Linked DNA regions of Mus musculus: region 2 is linked to region 1. Evidence: chromatin contacts called from ENCODE Hi-C or POLR2A ChIA-PET data. All regions are on one chromosome and are shown on one strand. Each heading gives the region's core, a stretch centred on a gene start or an enhancer-like site at or near the end of the contact. The rest is flanking DNA. Distances are from core to core; before and after follow the strand shown.

Region 1 (3,964 bases), core at 646-3,145:
AGATCCTTTGGAATTGGAAGTAAACAGTTTGTGGGCTGTCACGTGAGTGCTAGGAACAAAAACCTGAATCTTCTGTAACATCAACAAGAGCTCTTAACTGCTGAGCCATTTCTCCAGCCTTGAAAACCAAGCCTCCTCTTCCTGTGATGTCACTCCTGCTTCCCAGGGACACGCCTTCCTCCTGACTACCTCCACTGCCCCACCAAGGGGTACAGGAGGGCACACCTTCCACCCTCCAGAGGCACTAAGGTGCTCCAGCTGCCTTCTCCCCAGCCATCTGAGCTCAAGGCTTTCAGCTCCCTTACAGAAACGGGCCCTGACCACTTGGGAGTGACACACAACTGAAATCCCAGTGTTCAGGAGGGGTCGAAGCCGAAGGATCACAAGTTTGAGGCCAGCCTGGGGTGAGATGATCTCAAAGGAAGAAACTGAACCCTTGGGCTGGTGGTAACCAAAATACTGCTGCAACATTTAAACCTGTCTAACTTGCACTTCCTTTGACCTCACAGCCCCAACCCCCAGAGCCTGCCTGTCAAGCACCTCCTGACTGAGGCCACCCTGAGGTCCCTCGTGGATTCTCTGGTCTCCACTAGACAGCAGAAGGAAGTGAGAAGAACACTTCCCCCCACATCTGGGCGGGGCAATCGGCAGTGAAGCAAATAGATGCAATTTAAGCCGTTTAGATGGCTCGGTCAGCATCTTTGGCAGTTCACAAACACCTGAACATGAGTGCTTACTACCTGAATGCAGCTCGAGGCCCCACTCCCGCCCGTACACACAAGAAATGGCTAACGGTGATGGAATCTAAGGAGAGGAACCGGGCCACAAGAAGGAAGAGAGATTTGTGACCCTGGATATCGTCTTGGGTTTGGTTTTTCACTGTGCGCACCATTGTTTTTGTTCTCCGCCTCAAAAAAAAAAAAAAAAAAAAAAACAAAACCAAACCGAAATTACGCTGGAGAAAGCATGCAAAGAGAAACTTACCACTGCTTTTTTCTCCTTATCATTTTCTCTATCTTTATCTAAAAAAGGAAAGGAAATCGATGTTTCAATTATTCACTCTGCTCTGTGCTGACCTGATAAATGACCACACAGTCATTGCGTATGCGTGTTCCCTGGCTTACAAAAAATGTTTGCCATTCTTGGGACTCTCTACAGTTGGGTCCGTATGTGTCGCTGTACTGGGCCCAGGCCCATGTGTGCTTGCTTAGTTTCCTTTGCTCGGTACATTCTACTTTCCGTTTCACCTGGATTGTGTGCTTAGGATCTTCACAGCGCACCCAGGGATAACCTACACTCTGAGAGATTCCAAGGGTTGGGACCCAGGCTGTCTAGGCCAAGACTGGCAACACTGCCAACCCACCTGGCAGCAGCAGCCCGAGGCCAATGAAAGCTATGTCACCTGGCTTCCATTTCCGAAGAGAAAGATCCGCACTGCCAGCAAGAGGAGAAAGTCGCAAGCCTGAACCCGCCCCCTAGGTCCGCAGACACCTGCATCCACTAAGAGCTGATTAAATACAGCTCGTGCCCCAACTAGCCACCTCCCAAGCCTAAAGAATCTGACAATAAAAAATAAAAATTAAAAAAATGGGCCGAGAAGCCGCGTTTGAGCCCCACTAAGTGCCGATCCTGACAGTTCATTAGGGTCCCACAGTCCCCAGACCCTTCCTGGGGACTAGCAGGTGAGGGGGCGGGGTTCAGTGTGGCCCCTACGAGGTGGCACAAAAGCACTAGTTACCCGGAGGCCAGGCGCGGCGAGGTGCCCACAGCGGCCCGGCGCCCGAATCGAGGCTCCCGGGGCTCCCGGAGCTCCCCGGGCCCACGCTACGCAGGGACCGGGCAGCCCAACTACGCAGCGACCGCAGCAGCATAGTCCCTGGCTGATGTGCAAGTCCTACTTCCTTCCGGTGCGTCCTGGAGCCCCGCCCCACCCCTTGTCCGGCCCCGCCCCTTAAGGGATCCGCTAGTATTTCTCCCTCTAGGCTACACCGAAGAGATTCAAAGTGAGGATTTCCCCACTTACAGACCGCAGAATGGCCCTGACCCAAGTAGATTTAGAGAATGGATGGCATAATAATGCCGGGGACTGCTTAGTATATCCGATTACTTCCTTGGTTGCCGGCTCCATCCACACCTCGCACCGCCTACTCAGGATGTCCTGTATTTTCCTTCGAAAATACTCTGCAAGTAGACCTTGTCAAACTTGGGAACATTTTCCAAGCTTGTCCTTGGGCTTCAAAGGGCCCTCCTAGGTTTAATCCCCACCATCACAAAAAACAGTGTGAGGGACACAGGTGAGAGGGCCGTGAAAGCCATTGTTCCCAAATGTTACAGTCTTTGACATTTTCAACGTTTGGATTTTAATGTTCCTCGGGAAAGCATAACGAATATCTCCCCTGAATGAACAAAAAAGGGATAAGAAAAAAAGCATGTAAGGCCAACTTGTAAGCAAAAATAAGCTTGGGTACTATAATTCACCCATTCAAGACCAATAAGCCCAGATGTTGCCGCCTTGACTGTATATGGGCAGTTACAATGCGTGTAAAGAAGATTTCCACTTCTTCCAGGTGGCAAGATGCTGGCAGTCGTCTTGGGCAAAATGAAGAAAGACATTTTCTGGGTTTTGTTTTACTCTTTTAGATCTGTAACAAAAAAGCCATCACCCTAACAGGGCTTCCTGTTTATTTGCTAGGCACCTAGTAAAGGCAAATAAAATCTTCAAATTCAAAGTCGACAGTTGTGTGTGTGTGTGTGTGTGTGTGTGTGTGTGTGTGTGTGAGCGTCTTGGGGTGAGATTGTTGGTAACTGTTGATCAGATTCAGCCAAATGAACAGATCTTAGATGGGCAGGATCCAAAGAGATCTAAATGGACTGGGGTTGTGGGCTAGTTAATTCTTACCAAGGCAACACAAACTAGAAACACCTCGGGAAAGGGAGCCTCAATTGAGAAACTGGCTGCGGCAGATTGGCCTGTGCGCATGTCTGTGGAGCATATTCCTGTTGCTAATTGATGAAGGAGGGGTTTTGTTGTTGTTGTTGTTTTGTTTTGTTTTTGTTTTTTGCCTCCTTGCTATGGGCAATGCTGTCCCTGGGCAGGTGAGCTGCGGGTCTTTATGAATGAGCAAACCAGAGAACTACTGAAGCTGATAAACACTCTTAGTTCTTCTGCTTCTGCTTCTTCTGCCTCCGGTTCCAGCCTTGAGTTCCTACTTTGTCTTCCCTCCTGTAAGCCAAATAACCCTTTCTTCCCCCAAATTGCTTTTGGTCAGTGTTTGTTTTATCACAGAGAAGCAAACTAGGACGGGTGGTTATTCAGTTCTCCAAAAGAAATCATGAGACTTAATTCACATAATGGAAGTGACATATTCTTCCTGTGTCTATCATCATGAAATGCTCCAAGATGGTTTGTCCTGGCTACACCGGAGCACTTTATAAACTGTGGGACAACTAACAGCAGTGGGAGGCGAAAAGTACTCTAGAGACAGGCTTGCACGTTCTGAGAGCAAGGACAGACTAACAGGGCCAGGCCATAAGTTCAGGCTATATATTCTATAGCTATTGATGAGTGGCCCAGACCATGGGGACCCTTCGAGCAGAGAAGCAGACAGATCCTTGCTTTATAGAATTTATATTTTTTATTTTAACTGATACATAATTGTATTTATTTACAAGATACCATTGGATGTTTTATTACATGTGCACATTGTGTGATATTCATATCAGGATAAGTCTGTCTCTTCGGAATAATTTCTGTGCTGAAAACGGCCAAATTCCTTTCTTGTAGCCTTTTAGTTTTTAAATAAAACTATACATTTTCATTATCCGTGGTCAACCAGACTAACAGAACATCGGAACTTCTCTTGCCTAAGTCTAACTTACTACCAGTGAATCAACGTTTTCCTGGGGGATATTATACTTGTAATCTGGATGGGATCTAAAAAAAAAAAAAAAAAAAAAAAAAATG
Region 2 (4,457 bases), core at 377-2,876, 390 kb after region 1:
GCAAACTTGGGCCAGGTTGCTAGCCTCAGTATACATTATATTTCTACCAATAAAGTTCTTTTCTGATAGTCTCAGGACTCCAAGCCTGGATCAGGCTATATGCATCACCTGTACCCATAACTAGCTTCATCATTTGGAATGCCCGTCACCACCAGGGACTGCTTATGTCTGCCTCCCTCCAGTGTTTCCTGAAGCCCGACCCAATGTCCCTGTGTACTTGAGGACCACAGGAGGGTGGGTCATGGGAAGCAGGAGATTTCAGTCAGGCCAGCTTTGGTCTAAGCTGTAGTATGGCCATTTTATTCACTTAGTCCCCTGGTCCTAATCTTGCCCCCACAGATGACTGTGGCAAAGGGGAAGCCTCACCTAGTTTGGGGCCCAGCAGTCCACACTAACCTGCATGCTCGGAGGCGTGGGTCCCGGGTGTAATGTGTACATCCATCTGCAGGAAAGACAATGTGGGCCCGAGCATTTACCCGCCTGTCCTTTTCTTTTGGACACTACCTCCCAACCATCTGAACTCCCAGTCACCCCTCTTGATTCTGGCTCTTCCAAGCCACCCCAAACCCACCTGCAGTCAGTCAATCCACTTTTACCCTAGGACCTAGTCAGCGACTATTGACTTTAAAAGCCTTCCAGTGCCTCGATCGATCACGCCCATTCACAGCTCCCAGCTGCCCTTTCCACCACACTCCTATTTTCTGGAGTTTTTTCCCCCCAATATTCTTGTCACATCAACTTGGGGGTTCAACTCTGCGAGTTCGGATCCTTCCGATCTCCGCCCGATGTCCCCTCGCCCGCCCCAGTAGTTTGTTTCACCCTCGGGGGCTTGACTCCAACTGACCTTGAACCGCTGGGGAAGGGATCGCAGCAGCTTGACTTTGATGGAGAGGCCAATAAGCGTGGCCATGCTGCAGTGTGGGATGGTGGGTGTGAAGGCCACTGCTACTGTGCTCTCTGGGTCGCTAACCTGCGATGACAAGGGAGATCAGATCGCAGTGATCGCACGGCGGCCCCTAGCCCAAAGACACTCTTTAGTTTATCGATTTGGGCAAGTCACCCAACTTTTTATCGGCTCCATAAACATTAACACACCTCCCACAGATCCTCTTGGGGGCTTGTGAACGGAGAACACCAGCCTCTGAGGTACAACGGTACCTTTTTGATTACTCGAGTAAACTACTCACCTGAATCCGAACTTGCTCTACTACGTTCAATTCCTCCAGTGTCAGTGGATGCTCCGGGTCATTAATGGAGCGGATAAGATGTGCCAAGTGAAGGAAAAGGGACTCTAAGTTTTGGCCCACTCAAAATCTCCGCAGGCAACGCCTAACCGGGACACCCCTCCACCAGCGGGCTGCGCATCACTTCTTGCCGACACCCCAAGCCCCCACCGTCCCGCCAGCGCCCTGCAGCGACGGATATCGAAGATCTCCCGGGCGTCGATGCTGTCCGGCACTTCCTCATCTTCCTCGCCCGCCGTCACTGGCCGCTCCCCGGAACGCTCATAGATGAGGGGGTTAGCGTTCTCTAAGAGCCCGCCGCCGCTACCGCCGCCGCCCACCATCCCGGAACCGCGGTTCCCACAATCCCCCGGTGGTGTGTACTTCCGCTCCTTCCGCGCACTTCCTGGGAACGAGGAGAGGGCGTGGTGTGGCTACGGGGTCGTGCAAGGGACACGCCACACTCCAGGGATTCGGCGAGTAGTTTGCTAGAAGCGGTGTATTTGTCGTGCGGGCTACTCCGAAAGCGGGAAAAATGTTGGTAGCTCTCGCCGGGGCGTCCCTTCGGTTCTTAGCCGTGGGATCCTGTTGGGAGCTGGATCGCAGGAAGCCAACACCGTCTGACAAGGGCACTAAAGGCTCCTTGTGATTGGGCCTTGGGACGCTCCAGCTCGCTGTCACGCTATCGTAGAACCGTAGATCTAATGACACGCTGGTTTCCTCTAGTAGGAATCGGCAGCACTAGTTACATGCTTGTTAAGTAGATACGCGATCCTAAACTCTCACCTCAGAGCATCCTAATGTAGACCGTGGTGACCTCTAGGCCACTTGAATCTGATCTGCCCTGAGAAGGCAGCACTTAATTTATCCTATAACCCCTCCCTACCAGACTGTCTCCTTTGCTGTCAGCCAGGCTATGGAGGCCACGAATGCCTTAGCAGGCAGAAATATCATTCTTGGCATGGGTGATGTCATGTCCAGCTTGTCTAAAGAATGGGAAATTGCACATATAATTCCCACAGTCTTTTTCGTAACTCAGGAGAGGCAGGGTTGGTGGAAGACAGACTTGTGCCATTGGGACCAGCACACGTGGCCCATGGCTGACTGCTCGCAGGACTGAATGATGGCAGCAGGTCCAGAGGTCCCTCAGTGAGCCTGGATGGATAAGCTGGGGTCTTGTAGTGGGTAAAAACAGTGTTTGAAAACAAAGAGTACTTTGACAAGGCTGACCTAAAGGTCACAAGGAGGTAGCAACACCCACAGTGCGGCGCCCGCTGATAGAACAGACTCAACTTTGATGCCATCTGTACATTTCCAGTCCCATCATGACCAGTCACATGGGGAAATCTCTTTCATTTGAGTGGTATTGATGTGGGTGTCCACGCCTTCCTGCTAGTTCCCTTCGCCAAGCTGCCTCTAGGGATGCTGTGGTTTATACCCCTGGGCCACCTAAACTGTGTAAAGGATGGGACCTCTGATCCAGCAATGTAAGTTCTCCTGGGGCCAAGGGGACTTAAGGGACCTCTGAGCTCTGGGTCAGGCTGCAGCAGTTTTTCCATCTCAACCCCACTGGGATTTCCAGCACTGTCGGGAAGATTCTCACATTCATTAAAATTTTAACTACATTTGAGAAGAGGGCACATGCCACAATGTGTTAAGTGGAGGTCAGAGGACAAGTTTCAGGAGGGGTTCTCTCTTCTAGTGTATGGTTTCCAGGGATAGAACGCAGGTCATCTTCAGTCATTGCAGTAAATGCCTTTATCCAACGAGTCATCCTGTGTTTCCTCCACCATATATCTGTGCTGCTCTTCATTACTCGGTACCAAGTTTGCCAGTGTCCTGTCTTGCTTCACATGCTCAATAATTTCCCTCGTGATGTTATATATGTCTGAGTTCAGTGAATGGCAACTTTGCTTCACACCCCAGTGACCTGGGTCCCTTTCTCTCTTCTTTACCTTATCTTCTCTCCATCCTTTCCTTCTTCTTCTTCTCCAAGTCCCAGACGTCTTTAATGAATCTGAAGCTTTGGAGGAGACAGAGGTGAGTGGGTACCACAAACTTATGTCCACCTCTTAGCAAGTCTCAAGTTTTTTTCGGTCTGTAAATGGATTATAAATAACCCAAATAGTAGCAGCTTGGTATGTCCTAGGAAATCCAAGCAGCCATAACAAAATCATTGTAAGCTGTAAGCTGAGTGCTATGGTAAATATGTGTGTCTGAACTACTGGGAAGGCTGAGGCTGGAGGACTGATGAGCTCAGGAGTTCAGAGATAACCTGTTCAATAATAGACTCTATCTATCTATCTATCTATCTATCTATCTATCTATCTATCCATCCATCCATCTAAAGATATGAATATGTTTCACATGTATGTGTGTATATATCATGAGCTGTGTGGTTTCTAAGTCAAGATTCAGATATCAGCAGATTTGCTGTGTGGTGTGGGTTAACTATCTGGTTTAAAGATTTCCCTTTTTGTCTTTCCAGGTAGAAGAGATACACAGTAGTACTCATAACCCAGACCTGACAGGCCTGAATCTTAATATCATCACATTGGACATTGGTTTTCAACAAATATGAGCCATAGAAACTTTCAGAACTTAGTATCTAAAGGCCTCTGTTTCAGCCAGCAAGGTTGCCAACAACTGGAAATGCCTCCAACAGCTTCTGTAGCTTAAAGGTCACTTATGACAGATATTTTAAAACAATTTATTCATTCATCTATCCTTGTTTCAAAGCAGTGAGTGGCATTTTTAAAAAAAGATCACCAGTCCACTATTACTTCTAGCCGGGGATAGTGTGCATTTGGCCAGAAATGATTCTGGTTTCTGGTTTCCCCTTCCTTCCTTCCTTCCTTCCTTCCTTCCTTCCTTCCTTCCTTCCTTCCTTCCTCTCTCTCTTTCTATCTTTTTTCTATCTTCCTTCCTTTCTTCTTTTTTTTTCAAGCTTTATTTATTTTTTATTTATATGAGTACACTGCAGCTGTGTTCACACACACTAGAAGAGTGCATCAGATCCCATTACAGATGGTTGTGAGCCACCTTGTGGTTGCTGGGGATTGAACTCAGGACCTCTGGAAGAGCAGTCAGTGCTCTTAATCGATGAGCCATCTCTCCAGCCCCACTCTGCTTTCTTGATGTCCGTTGATATTTGTTCGTATTCTAAAGGTTCTGTAGACATGGTGAGGCTCACACTTGCATGACCACACTACACTGTGAAGATGTTTAACAGTG

The links. Hi-C counts contacts between places; a loop is a spot of excess contacts on that map. ChIA-PET counts read pairs that join two places held with the same protein, here RNA polymerase II (POLR2A).
Region 2: a map of T-helper 17 cell shows a loop between it and region 1 (3-fold over the local background). The contact joins the promoter of 1700082M22Rik here to the promoter of Tk2 in region 1. A Hi-C loop is called at or near these places in 2 of 37 maps with a recorded cell type or tissue (both T-helper 17 cell). POLR2A ChIA-PET finds 5 or more read pairs at or near these places in 1 of 5 experiments (Patski).

Annotation. Positions count from the first base shown.
Region 1 is chr8:104,246,663-104,250,626 of GRCm38, forward strand. It overlaps Tk2 (thymidine kinase 2, mitochondrial), which reads right to left and starts at 1,896. Exons shown (of 10, transcript NM_021028.3): 1 at 1,739-1,896; 2 at 985-1,022. The coding sequence starts at 1,871.
Region 2 is chr8:104,640,124-104,644,580 of GRCm38, forward strand. 1700082M22Rik (a long non-coding RNA gene) reads left to right here and starts at 1,627. Exons shown (of 3, transcript XR_003947594.1): 1 at 1,627-1,760. It overlaps Ciao2b (cytosolic iron-sulfur assembly component 2B), which reads right to left and starts at 1,605. Exons shown (of 5, transcript NM_026753.2): 1 at 1,426-1,605; 2 at 1,188-1,267; 3 at 845-970; 4 at 397-442. The coding sequence starts at 1,567.